Regions from separate parts of the Homo sapiens genome. Here region 1 is linked to region 2. Evidence: chromatin contacts called from ENCODE Hi-C or POLR2A ChIA-PET data. All regions are on one chromosome and are shown on one strand. The core of a region is the stretch at or near the end of the contact, and the rest is flanking DNA. Distances in the headings are between cores, read along the strand shown.

Region 1 (6,606 bases), core at 3,706-6,205, 5.1 Mb after region 2:
GGCAGATCACTTGAGATCAGGAGTTCGAGACCAGCCTGGTCAGTATGATGAAACCCCATCTCTACTAAAAATACAAAAATTAGTTGGGCATGGTGGCTTGCCTGTAGTCCCAGCTACTGGGGAGGCTGAGGCAGGAGAATCACTTGAGCCTAGGAGGTAGAGGTTGCAGTGAGCCGAGATCACACCACTGCACTCCAGCCTGGGCAACAGAGTGAGACTCCATCTCAAAAAAAAAAAAAAGAAAAGAAAAAGAAAAAGAAATCACAGAGAGACCCCTGCTTCTATGCTGTTCCCCCCGAGGGCAAGATTGTAGAAATCTGTAATACAGTATCACAGCTGGGATACTGACACTGATATAAGCTACTGACCTTATTGGGATTTCCCGATTTACTTGTACTCATTTTTGTGTTTGCGTACGCATGTGTGGTTTAGTGCTATGCAATTTTATCACGGCATAGGTTTGTGTATGCAGCCAGGATCCAGCACAGTTCTATCATCACAAGGATGGCTCAAATTCTCCTTTTATAGCCACATCCAACTCCCTTCCTGACCCACCCCCTCAGCCCCTGGCACCCACTGATGTGTTTTCCATTTCCATGGTTATGTGATTTCAAGTATGTTACATAAATGGAGTCACGGGGTGTGTACTCTGGGAACTGGCTTTTTTCACTCTAGGGCTTGGATTTTATTCTAAGTCAGAGATGCTTCTCTAATGAGCTGTGAACCCCCTGGGGATCTGTGGCCCCTGTGAAGAAGCCCTTTAGGAGCCAGGGGGCATTGGATGTGTGAGCTGGCCCTGGTCTCATTTCTGATTTTAAAATGGCTCTGGCTGTGATGTGGAGAAGAGGCAGGGTGAGCCTCATCTGCAGCAACTGCTAACTGCCCACATCCCCCCAGACTTCTCAAAAATTTGCCACTCCCCTGCTCAAAGACCCTCAAAAGCTGCCCACTGCTTAGAGGACAGGCCTTTGACCTGAGGTCCTCACTTGGGCTTCAGGGATTCTGTGAACCCCTAAAATGGAATGCAGAATTAAGTGTATGCACCTTGCCAGAAACAGGGTTTGGGGTTTACATTAGATGCTCAGATAGGTCATTGATCCCCAAAACACTAAGGTCTCTGACTTCTAGACAGATAGTAGTTAAGAACCAAAGCTTTGGAGCTTGAGTGCTGGATTTAAGACCCATGACTGTCACAGCTGTGCAACCTCAGACAAATCACTCAGCCTTTCTGTGCCTTGGTTTCCTCATCTGAAAATGGAGAAAATAATATTACCTATTTCATAGATTATTAAATGCATTCTTGTATGTAAAAGATGTAAAAGAAAACTTGGCATGTGGTAAACTCTGTGTGTTTAAGTGAATGGTGAGGCTGCCCAGTATAGGAGGGCAGAGCTTTCCAGGTAAAGACTTTCTAGGCCTCCTGGGATTATCAGGCCCTCTCTGTGTTGGTTGTTGTCATACATGACAGCAGTATTCCTTCCAAAGGGATGCCAAGTTGTGGTTGCACACTGCACTTAGATCCAGTTGATTGACAGCACTGTTCAAGTCAACTGTGTCCTTACTGATTTCTGCCTGCTGGATCTGTCGATTACCAAAAGAGTTGAAGTAATAGTAATAATACTATTATTATCCAATAATAGTATTATTCAGAATAATCACACAGATTTCTCTATTTCTCCTTGCTGCTCTCAGTTTTTGCCTTACATATTTTGACCCTTTGTTGTTAGTTGCCTACACATTAAGGATTGTTATTTACATCTTCTTGGAGAATTAACTCCCGAATCATTATATAGTGCCACTTTTTTTTAATTTAAAAATTTTATTTTTTATTTTTTGAGACAGGATCTTTCTCTGTTGCCCAGGCTGGAGTTCAGTGGCATGAACACAGCCCACTGCAGCCTTAACCTCCTGGGCTCAAGTGATCCTCCTGCCTCAGCCTTCCCAGTAGCTGGGGCTACAGGCATGTGCCACCTCTAATAACTTTTCTTTAATTTACAATAGTATTAGTTTGTTCTCATGCTGCTCTAAGGACATGCCCAAGACTGGGTAATTTATAAAGGAAAGAGGTTTGACTCACAGTTCTGCAGGGCTGGGGAGGCTTCAGGAAACATATTATCATGGCGGAAAGGGAAGCAAAGACATCCTTTTTCACATGACGTCAGGAAGGAGACACGCCAAGGAAAGGGGGGGAAAGCCCTTTATAAAACCATCAGATCTCAGGAGAACTCACTCACTGTCACGAAAACAGCATGGGGGAACTGCTCCCGTAATCTAATCACCTCCCATGAGGTCCTTCCCCCAACACGTGGGGATTACAATTCATATTACAATTCAAGGTGAGATTTGGGTGGGGACACAGAGCCAGGCCATATCACATTATTATTAATTAGTGCCTTCTCTCTCATTTTTTTGATTCGCCTAGGTAGAGATTTATCAATTTCATTGATCTTTTCGAAGAACCAATTTTTGATTTCATTGATTTTCCTCGATTAATTTTCTATTTTTAATTTCATTGATGTATGCTCCAATTTTGTATTTTTTTCTTCTGCTTGTTTTAGACATATATTGCTTTTCTGTTTCTAGTACTCTAGATGGAAACAGATTATTGATTTTAGAACTTTCTTTCTAAGATATACATTCAATAATATAAATTTCCCTCTAAGCACTGCTTTTGCTACGTCTCACCGATTTTGATAGGCTATATTTTCATTTTTATTTAGTTAAAAATATTTTTAGTTTCTCTTGTGATTTCTTCTTTGATCCATATGTTATTCGGAAGTGTGTTTTTAAATCTCCAAATACTTGGAAATTTTCTGGCTTTCTTCCTGCTAGTGACTTCTAATTTGAATCCATTGTGGCCTAAGAGCATATGTTGTGTGATTTCTAATGTTTTCAATCTCTTAAGGTTGTTTTATGTCCCAGAATGTGGTCTGTCTTGGTGATTATTCCACATGAACCTGAGGAGAATGTATATTCTGCTGTTGTGAGATGTAACAGTCTATAAATGGATACCTCTGTTAATATGACCTCGGGTGACTCTTTTTTTTTTTTTAAGTTGCTGCTTCACCATTGGCTTTTGGAGATTTTGCAGATGATAAAATCCTCAGGACTTTTCTGCTGCTCAGTCAGATTTTCTTATCCTACACTTGCGGAACTGTTGTTTGAAATTGACAAGCAGGATGGCCAACTCTGCCCGGCTCATTTTATTTCATCTTATTGGGTTCAGCCTGCAGTTTTAGGAGATGAGATTGAAGGAACTGGTATACTGGAATCCACGGTGGGCTCGGAAGCAAACAAACGTGGGTTCTGATTCTAGCTCTGACCTTTTACCAGCTGTGGGACCTGGTGGATGGGTTATTTGGCCTCTCTGGCCTCAGTTTCCTTAGCTAGACAGTTGGGATAACAGCCTACCTTTCAGGATTCTTGTGTGGATTCGGTGAGGTAATACTTCTAAAGCACCTAGCAAAGTGTCAAGTACAAGGTAAGTGCTGGGCAAGCAGGGATTTTGTTCACACAAAGCCTTGACTCAACATAAGGAGGCTGTTTCCAATGGCTCTGCTTAACTGAGACCTGAGAGTGATTGCTCCATCTGTGGTGGCATATGGGCTGAAACTGCCTAGCAGCATGTCAGAAGTGGGGTGTTCGCAGGACATCCTTGTCCAGGTTGGCAGTTGAGCTTGGCAGGTGACCGCTGAGACCCCTTCCAACTCCACCACTTCAGGAATCTCTTTTTTTTTTTTCTGAGACAGTCTTGCTCTGTCACCCAGGCTGGAGTGCAGTGGCTCAATCTTGGCTCACTGCAAGCTCCGCCTCCCGGGTTCAAGCCATTCTCCTGCCTCAGCCTCCTGAGTAGCTGGGACTACAGGCACCCGCCACCACGCCCAGCTAATTTTTTGTATTTTTAGTAGAGACTGAGTTTCACCATGTTAGCCAGGATGGTCTCGATCTCCTGACCTCATGATCTGCCTGCCTCAGCCTCCCGAAGTGCTGGGATTACAGGCGTGAGCCACCGCGCCCAGCCAGGAGTCTCTTGATTTAGAATGGGAACTTGAAATCATCTCCTCTTGCCGTGTACTTGAACGCGATAACCTGGCACTTATCTTTTTAATTCTTTTACTCACCTGCATCTTTGTTCTTTTTGCCTCTGATGTTCAGGGAAGCCTCTTCTCCCACTGCATCTGTGATCTCTCCTGAAATGTAGCACCCACACATCCCTGAGAAGCTAGCTGCGGCACGTGTGTGTGCACATGGGCATGCGTAAGTCTGGGCGTGCCTTCCACAACAGATTAAGGATATCAATCCTGACGCCATGCTGGGATGTTTTAGTGAATCTTGACAGGGTTGTTGACTCCCCTGTTTCCCTGGAGGACTTTACCATGAAAGTCTTCTGCTGTGTGACTTTGGACAGGCGTCTTGGCCTCTCTGTTTCTCTTTATTCATAATTGAGGCTAAAGTGACACCTTTGCCATCTCTGCCACAGGATACTGTGGGCATCTGTGTAGTTGTGAGAGTAAAAGTTACTAGGACTTGCCAAGGAAATCAGTGTCAGGAACCCACCACCCCATTCCCGCCCCTCCTTTACTTGAGACTTTACTTTTGTAACTCTCAGCAAGGAAGACGAGTTCAACCTTTGAGCCGATACAGAGCCTTCCCCTAGAGAGAGCTTTGCAGCCTCATGCTGAGCCAGTTAGGGGCCCCACATCATGTCCAAAATGAATTTAATCAACAAACAGTTACTGAACACGTCCTATGTGCCAGGCACCGTTGTAGATACTGGGGACTCGGCAGTGAATGGGACAGACCCTGGCTGTCAGGATGACAGACAATTTAAAAAGGGACAGATGTCCCACGCTGGCTTGTCCTTTGCACCCCTGGCACTTCGTGAGGAGCAGCGGCCAGTTCTTGTATATAGACTGGCCCTTGGTGTACATTTGTCTGACGTTTCCAAATGATGTATGCATCCTTGGCAGGAACCCAGGAAAAGACATGCTGTGCTCTTCTCAGGAATTGTTTCAGGGAGGTGATGTTGGGGATTTGTCCCATTCTTGTTGGTGAGTTTAGATCACTTGGTGAAGGTGGTGTCTGCCAGGTTTCTGTATTGTAACGTTCATTGATATGTATTTTCACTCATTAGTTAATATACAATACAAGTTTTGCAGGGAGTTACTTTGAGGCTGTCATAGTAAAATAGAGCTTTCCCTTCTTCCCTGTTTATTTATTTATTAGAGATGAAGTCTGACTCTGTTGCCCAGGCTGGAGTGCGGTGGTGCGATCATAGCTCACTGCAGCCTCCAACTCCCAGGCTCAAGCCATCCTCCTGCCTCAGCCTCCCAAGAAGTTGGGATTACAGGCACACACCACACTGCACCCGGCCTCCTCCATTTATTGATCTATGTCAATACAGACTCCTGGACTTTAACTCCAAGGGTTACAAGTGGATACCATAATATTCATTTTGATGCTCAAAATGTGCCTGTTTTGTCCAGGTCAGGCTAGCTGCTGAGTACTTCCTTATTGTCTGGCACAAGAATTCCAAGCCTATCTGGTACTTTTCCTTCTCCTGGAATCAGCTATTTCTCTAAGGCGCTCTGGTTCCTTTCAGTACAGAATAGTATTTAGAAGCCAAGACCTGGTCACTAGGAAGGCATGATAATCAAATGTGATGAATGATCTTGGATTGCATCCTGGACGTATAAAGGGCATTATTGAGGCAATTAGCAAAACATAAATAGGGGCCGTGGATGAGATAGTGGTGATGCATCACTGTTAATTTCCTGATTTCGATGGTTGTATTGTGATTATGCAGAGAATGTCCTTGTTTTTCTGACATGCACACTGAGGTATTGGGGTAATTTATTCATTATGGAGATATGTGAGTGTGTTTATGTGTCTCATACACAGATGTTTCTTAATGATGGGGTTTTGTCCCCATAAACTCATCATAAGTTGAAAATATTATTAAGTCAGAAATGTACTTCATACTCCTAACCTACTGAACGTTATAGCTTAACTTAGCTCGGAACACTTGCATTAGCCTACAGTTGGGCAAAGTCATCTAACACAAAGCCTGTTTTGTTATAAAGTGTTGAATAGCTTGTGTAGTTTATGGAATACTGAGAGTGAAAAACAGAATGGTCGTATGGGTGCTCCAAGTACTGCTTCTACTGAACACCCATTGATTTTGCACCATCATAAATTAGGGGAAGAGAGGAAAAGCACGCGTAAGGGAGGAAGGGCCGGGTACAGTGGCTCACGCCTGTAATCCCAGCACTTTGGGAGACCAAGGTGGGCAGATCGCTTGAACTCAGGAGTTCGAGACCAGCCTGGGCAACATAATGAGACCCCATCTCTATCAAAAATACAAACACTTAGCCAGGCCTCATGGTGCACATCTGTGGTCCCAGCTACTCAGGAGGCTGAGGTGGGAAGATTGCTTGAGCCCGGGAGGTGGAGGTTGCAGGGAGTCGAGGTTGTGCCACTACACTCTAGCTTGGGTAACAGAGTAAACTCTGTCTCAAAAAAAAAAAAAAAAAAAAGGAAAGGGAGGAAGGGAAGGTCCCTCCAGGTGGAGGGGACAGAGAGAGAAAAGGCATGGAGGTGGGACTG
Region 2 (6,616 bases), core at 115-2,614:
AGCAAGACGCTGCACTCGGGTCCTTTTAAATCACTATGTAATGGAGGGGAAATCCCTGCCCTCTCTTTTCCCTTTCCGTAAACAACGAAGTAGAGGATGTCCTCCTCCCACGAGGCCCGCCCTCGGATGCCCCGCCTGTCCCCGCAGGTGCGCAGCGTGGCCGTGACGCACACCTTCCAGATAGCCAAGGCCCGCGCCCAGCTCGGCTACGCGCCGGATAAGTTTAGGTTCGCCGACGCCGTGGAGCTATACGTGCAGTCCACGACCCGGCGGCCCCGCGGCTCCACGGCGCGGACCCTCCTGCGCCTGCTGCTCAGGCTGCTGCTGTTCCTCGGCTTGCTCGCCCTGGCCCTGCACTTCCTAGGCCTGCAGCCTCTGCACGCCGCCGTGGAGCGCCTGTGACCGTCCGCCGTCCGCCGCCCGCTAGGGTCGGCCCCGCTGCACCCTCGCCCACGCCCGGCTCCCTGGGCTTGTACCAGCCCCTGCCCCGCCTTCTGGGTTTGAGCGCGCCTCCGCTCCGCCCCTTGAATCCTGGTCACGCCCCCGAGCCGCTCTCCAGACCTAGCCCGGACCGCCGACTTCTGGCCACGCCCCTATCTACTCCCAGACCTTGCCTTGCGCCCTTCCTGTGTTTTGGCCCCGCCCCTGTCCTGTCCCGCCCCGCCCTCCGAAGTGGGCACGCTCCTGCTCCGCCCCCTGAATCCTGGCCACGTCCCTGGTCGGCCCAGACGCGTAGCCCCGAGTCTCTTTCCATGTTTTGACCACGCCCTTGACCCGCCCTTCAAATTGGGCACGCCTTCTTCCCCGCTCACTGATTTCCTGGCCTAGCCCCTGAGCAGACCTCCAGACCTAGCCCCGCCCCCGTTTTATAACCCCGCCCCTGCTTCACGGCTTGGGCACGCCTCTTCCCCGCCCCCTGACTTCAGAGCCTAGTCCTGAGCCGCTCTCCAGGCCTAACCCCGCCTTCATGTCATAGCCACGCCCCTTCCCGCCCTTCCATGTTTGGGCACGCCTTCTGAGTCCTGGTCACGCCTCTGTCCCGCCCCCTGAATCTTTCCTACGTCCATGACCCTCCCTCCAGGCCCTGGCCCTGCCCCTTTTTTCCTCCCTCCGGCCTGTCCGGTTTCTGATATGGGCCAAGGCTCACAGCTTCCTCCGCCTTCTGGACCTTCTCCTAGTCCCTGCCCAGTCCCGGCCCACCCCCAGATTCTCCCTCATTCTGGTTTCGCCCCCTTTCTGGTCCTCCCCGCGCGCTTGAGCCCACCCTTTGGCTTCTCCTTTTGGGTCTGTCCTTGCTCCTGCCTCTGGACCCGGTCCCGCCCTTCTCGCGTGTAATTGAGTCCTGGCCCCGCCCCCTCCCTCTCTGGCTTCACCCCTTTCCAGCTCCGCCTCCCGGGTAGGTTCTCCCCGGAACCAGGCTGCCGCGTCGCTATGGGCTAACGCAGGCTCGGGTGACGTTGGTATGAGTTTGCGCCGTCGGCTGCTGCTCTGTCTGGTAACATTGCATTCGATCCACCCCGACCCAATGTTCTGGGCTTCTCATTCACACAGATCTGTGTGTTGACAGCCAGGGTTTGGGGAAAAACCGAGACTCAAGCTTCTGCCGAGCCCGACTTGGCCTTTTTGGGTTCCTGTCTGAGGATGACAGCATAGTAAGCACAGGTTTTAGTACCAGAAAGAGCATGAAAAATTTAAAAAAAAAAACTCTTAAAATAATTGGATGTCTCGATGAAGTACCAATAAAGCTATAATGGGAAAAATAGAGTTTAGTTGGTTATATTTTATGATTTAGTACTGTTTCTATTTATTAATTAGAGGTAGTGGTAATCACCATAATCTTTAAAGTTTAAGGTCACGAAACTTCTTTATCTAGCCCTGCTCTCCACAGAAACTTCGCCTCCTATCATCTTGGTATCAGTTATCAGTTGTAAGTACCAAGACATCAGTGTGTAAATACAACCATGTATAGATCATAATATGCACACGTGGGACTGGCAGAGAAGAAAAGCACCACAAGCCTGAGGTGGATGGGATCGAAAGGGCTCATCAGAACCAACATGGCCACCGCAGTGTGTGTCCCACTCTGCTGAACAAGGTGAGCAGTTTGGGAAGGAGCTAAAAAAAAATGTATGCTCCTCTCTGCTAGGCTGAATTTTATGTGTGTATATAATTTTTGAAAGAATAATAATCCTATGTCTGTTTAATGCTTGACAGTGTAAAAGAGCTTTCATCTATGTGATCTTATTTAATTCTTACAGCTACTCTTAAATAGGGTTTATTACTCTCCTTTTATAGATGACGAAAACTGGGGCTTTGTCTCATTCCAAAGAGCAGAGGAGGGTGGGGGTTTCTGCTCTACAGCTGGGGGAATTTGGAGGAGCACCGCCTAAGCCGCCACTGGCCTAAACACAACACGTGGTAACTTCTACTCTTCTACACTCTGGCCATGCCAAGGCTTGCGGTTGAACTCTGGTCTCGTTCTCTCAGAGCCGCAAACCTCGGACCATTTGAAGCTGGCGGTCCTGGGGCTTCCTTTCCTCTCGATAACATGTTTACATCCAAACTCACTTCCTTCCTCTCTTTCTTCTCCCTGCTAATCCTGGGAAATCTGTTCTTCGAGCAGGAAAAACAATCTCACACTGCTCACGTTATTTTCTAGATCTTTTGACTAGTGCCAAACCTACTTTTGAAAATCCAAAAGCCAAGAATCAATTTATTTGTTTTCTGGATTTCTCCAACTCATCTATTTCCTAACACTCTGGAAGCAGAATGTGTAAACCCTGGGCATGGGGACAACATGGATCGCTATGTCAAAAAAGCTTTTTTCCTTTCAAGCATCTTTATCCAATGGAAAAGGAGGTGGCATCCCCACCCAACAGGAAAACTGAATCACTGTAAGAATTTTTGAGACTGCCCAGACCACTAGCCTCCATGAGGTTCTGAAAGGGCAAGTAGGAGGTTCTAGCTTACTTGGAGACGCTAAAGAGAAGCATCGCAAATGCAGAAAACAGAATTGTCACAGTGGGCAGCCCAAGGTGACATAGTCGATCTGAAGGGATTATCAAGACAAACTCATAGGCTTTCCATTATGGGTGCTGAAGCTATTCCCAGTTGTAAACCCAATGCCAGGCATCTAAAACATCCTCAAGTCTCTCTCATCTTGAAAATATCTTCCCAGCAGGGCACAGTGGCTCACACCTGTAATCCCAACATTTTGGGAGGCTAAGGCTGGAGGATTGCTTGAGGTCGGGAGTTCAAAACCACCCTGGGCGATTTGGTGAGAACCCTGCTTCTACATAAAAAAAAATTTTTTTTAATTAGCCAGGTGTGGTGGCACCCAGGAGGCTGAGGCAAGAGAATCACTTGAGTCCAGGAGTTTGAGTCTGCAGTAAGCTATGATTGCACCACTACACTCCAGCCTGGGCAACAGGGTGAGACCCCATCTTTAAAATTTAAAAAAATCCTCCTTTGATTCCCCCATTTTCCCTCCCACAACTGTTCCTTTTGCTCCTCCTTTTCAAAATCAAATTTTGTGATGAATTGACCATACTTATGTTTCCATTTCTTCTCCTCAACCCATTCCAAAATGGCTTTCAGATCATCAATGATCTTGTCCATAAATCTTAATAGATATTTTTCCGTCTTTATTTTGCCAATTATCTTAGCTGTGTTCAGCATAGTTGACTGCCCCCTCCTTCTTGATCCGCATTTCTTGGTCTCTATGAAACCACACCTGTTTTCCACGTATATTGCTGGCCAGTCCTTTCCCGTCTCTTTCGCATCTCTTTCACTGGCTTTTCTTCCACTGCCCTCCCTTTAAGATGATGTCTCTCGGGTCTCTGTCTTGGCCCCTCTTCTCCCTCTGTGGGATCTTTCTGGATGAGTTCATCCCTTCCCATGGCCTCAGTCTCTAATACCTCCCAAATCTGTATCATTTCCTTGGAGTGCTCTCTTGACCTCCAGAAATCTATGTCCAACCTCCTACTCAACCCCATATCCCACAAGAATCTCCAGCTCAATGAAAATCAAACTGAAGTCATCATCTCCCACAAACCTGCTTTCCATCTATCTTGTGTTCCCTCCCAGGAGAGGAGAGGCACCACCAGCCATCCAATGACCCAAGCCCAAATCCTGGGCGTCACTTTTGACGTGATCCTCTTCTTCTCGACATGCTCATCTGTGGATTCTGTCAAATCTATCTCTAAAATGTCTCCCTGACTCACTCCTTCTGTCCCGCACCCGGCCACTATTGTGGTACAAACCACTGTCCTTTCTCCTAGACAATTGCAATAGGCATTGAATGGGACCTCCTGTCCCTGCTGCCAGCGGGAACTTTCTTTTCTTTCTTTGTTTCTTTGTTTCTTTCTCTTTTTTTTGACACGGAGTTTCACTCAATCGCCCAGACTGGAGTGCAGTGGTGCGATCTCGGCTCACTGCAACCTCCGCCTCCCAGGTTCAAGCAATTCTCCTGTCTCAGCCTCCCAAATAGCTGGGATTACAGGTGCGTACCACCATGCCCAGCTAAATTTTGTATTTTTGGTAGAGACGGGGTTTCACCGTGTTGGCCAGGCTGGTCTCAAACTCCTAACCTCAGGTGACCCACCCGCCTCAGCCTCCCAAAGTGCTGGAATTACAGGTGTGAGCCACCGTGCCCAACCAGTGAACTTTCTAAATTCCAAATTGGAACATGCCACTCTCTAGCTCAAAAGCCTTCCATGGTTTCCCATTGCCCTTGGGAAGGGACCAAGTTCAAAGCCTTAACTCGGCATTCATGGCCCTCTTTGCCTGTCTCTTCGCCTCACCTATTGCCAATACTCCACCTCCACTCTCTGTGCAGCTGCCCTGAATTACCTTCACAGCGTCTCAGCCTTACCAGGCTCTTTAGGAGTTCCCTCTTGGAAATCCCCTCCCACGCCTTCACTTGGCTAATCTCAATTTCAGGCCCCAGCTAAATGTCACTTCCTTGCTTCTCAGGGGCCAGGTTAGCATGCTGTACTGCCTAACACTCCTCACAGGTGTAATTAATTAAAATGACAATGTCTGCAAAGTCGATGGGTTCAAAAACATGCCTGCCTTGTACACCACCACAGCCTCAGGACGAGCACGGTTTCTGGCACATAGTAGGCCCTTCATAAACAGCTCAACAACTGTTTATAAATGAAGGCCCCTAAATCAAGCCTGAAAACCAAGTAAGAGGTGAATCAATGAAGCAGAGACCTCAAGGTTGGCACCCCCACATAGGGCCAGACCCCTACTACTCCAGGGTCACCTGACAACAGAGGTTTATGGGGTCCCTGGAGCCCTCTAAAGTACACGGAGCAGGCCAGAAAGGGACCCCCGTCCCTAACTCAGGTCATGATTACAACCACCCCCAACTAACCCCAGGAAGACCCAGACAGGCTGTTGGGAACTTTTCAAGCTAGCTCAGATGCTTTCCCCTGGAAATGGGGAGATGTGTTTTGTTTTTTTGTTTTGTTTTGAGGGAGCTGGATGGGTAGGTGAAAGAGAGGTTTGTGTATTGGGCTAGACAGTGAAAGAGCCTGCACTGCAGTTTCTGCCTTTTCTCTTCCCTTCCCCCTTCCATTAAAAAAAATCCATTATAAGCAATCTAAAGCTTTAAAAAAGAAATACATCAGAAAGGAGAAAAAAGGAAGAGAAGTTGGCAAAGGACTACATAAAGAGATGGTTTATGGATAGAAAAGTGAGACCTTCTGAGGTGTGGCAGCGGTGGGATTCGAACCCACGCCATCGAAATGACTGGAGCCTAAATCCAGCGCCTTAGACCACTCGGCCACGCTACCTCCCGATCGTAGGGCTTCCTATGCCGGCATATTAGTGTGATGACGGAGGCGCCCCGCCCTCAAAGTTTGCGCATGCTCAATATAGAACCGCTGTCTCCTGCGTTGCTCACGGAGACTTGGAGTCACAGTGCTCTCGCGATCAGCAGCAGTAAACACACTAGGAACGCACTATTAAAATGAAGAGTGCCTACATATCAAAAATTAATATTTTTAATATTAAATCCTCACAAGTGTGTTTGGATTTGATTTTGAGTTTTCCTTGGGCGTGATCCTGCCTACAGCCACGTAGGGGCGCTCCCGTGCTGCCGCTTCCTCCCGGGTGGGCCGGGATCTTGCGTGGAGCCCCAGTTTGTATGTTGGGTCCCCAAGGTGCAGACGCTCTGTCCAGTTCAAGGCCCCTCTGTAGCCCTGAGTGGCCTCATGTCCTAGCCCTTGCCCTCGCGATGTAAGAATCAAGAGTTCAGGGAGGAAAACCATTGAACGTTGTTGCAGATTCTTTGCATGTGTGGGCTCCTAACATATCAAAAACTATTAAGCTTTCATAAGCTGTGCGACCCATTTTACAGAGGAGGAAAATAGAGATGCTAAGTAACTAGCCTCGGGTGCCCCAGCCAGCCGGCATTCCACAGCCTCCCAAGACGTTTGTTCGTACGTGCAGAGGATTTTAGTGCTTTTAGAAAAAAAAAAAAAAAGCAATAAATATAGAGTATAACCTAGCAAAATTCCATTTCCTATCATCTCGAATTATTACTAACATTTTGCATATTCGCTTCAATTTTTTTTTTTTTTTTTTTCCTGAGACTGAGTTTCGCTCC

Evidence for each region. A loop is a pair of places that touch in the nucleus more often than their neighbours do. ChIA-PET counts read pairs that join two places held with the same protein, here RNA polymerase II (POLR2A).
Region 1: a map of chondrocyte shows a loop between it and region 2 (9-fold over the local background). The contact joins two enhancer-like sites. A Hi-C loop is called at or near these places in 1 of 168 maps with a recorded cell type or tissue (chondrocyte). POLR2A ChIA-PET finds 5 or more read pairs at or near these places in 1 of 52 experiments (MCF 10A).

Annotation. Positions count from the first base shown.
Region 1 is chr16:27,330,161-27,336,766 of GRCh38, forward strand. IL4R (interleukin 4 receptor) reads left to right here. Exons shown (of 11, transcript NM_000418.4): 2 at 1-38. Among named protein-coding and RNA genes, the nearest start is that of IL4R, 19 kb to the left of the region's middle. Within about 2 kb of position 4,956, at least 2 of the 41 ENCODE cell types and tissues checked have a DNase peak (open chromatin) inside an H3K27ac peak, as active enhancers do.
Region 2 is chr16:22,189,992-22,196,607 of GRCh38, forward strand. It overlaps SDR42E2 (short chain dehydrogenase/reductase family 42E, member 2), which reads left to right. Exons shown (of 13, transcript NM_001394319.2): 13 at 148-1,760. The coding sequence ends at 402. TRL-TAG3-1 (tRNA-Leu (anticodon TAG) 3-1) reads right to left here and starts at 5,801; the gene lies at 5,720-5,801. RefSeq lists silencers at 146-235, 326-375, 516-615, 6,187-6,266 and enhancers at 321-820, 1,076-1,155, 1,656-1,715, 5,307-5,436. Within about 2 kb of position 1,365, at least 41 of the 41 ENCODE cell types and tissues checked have a DNase peak (open chromatin) inside an H3K27ac peak, as active enhancers do.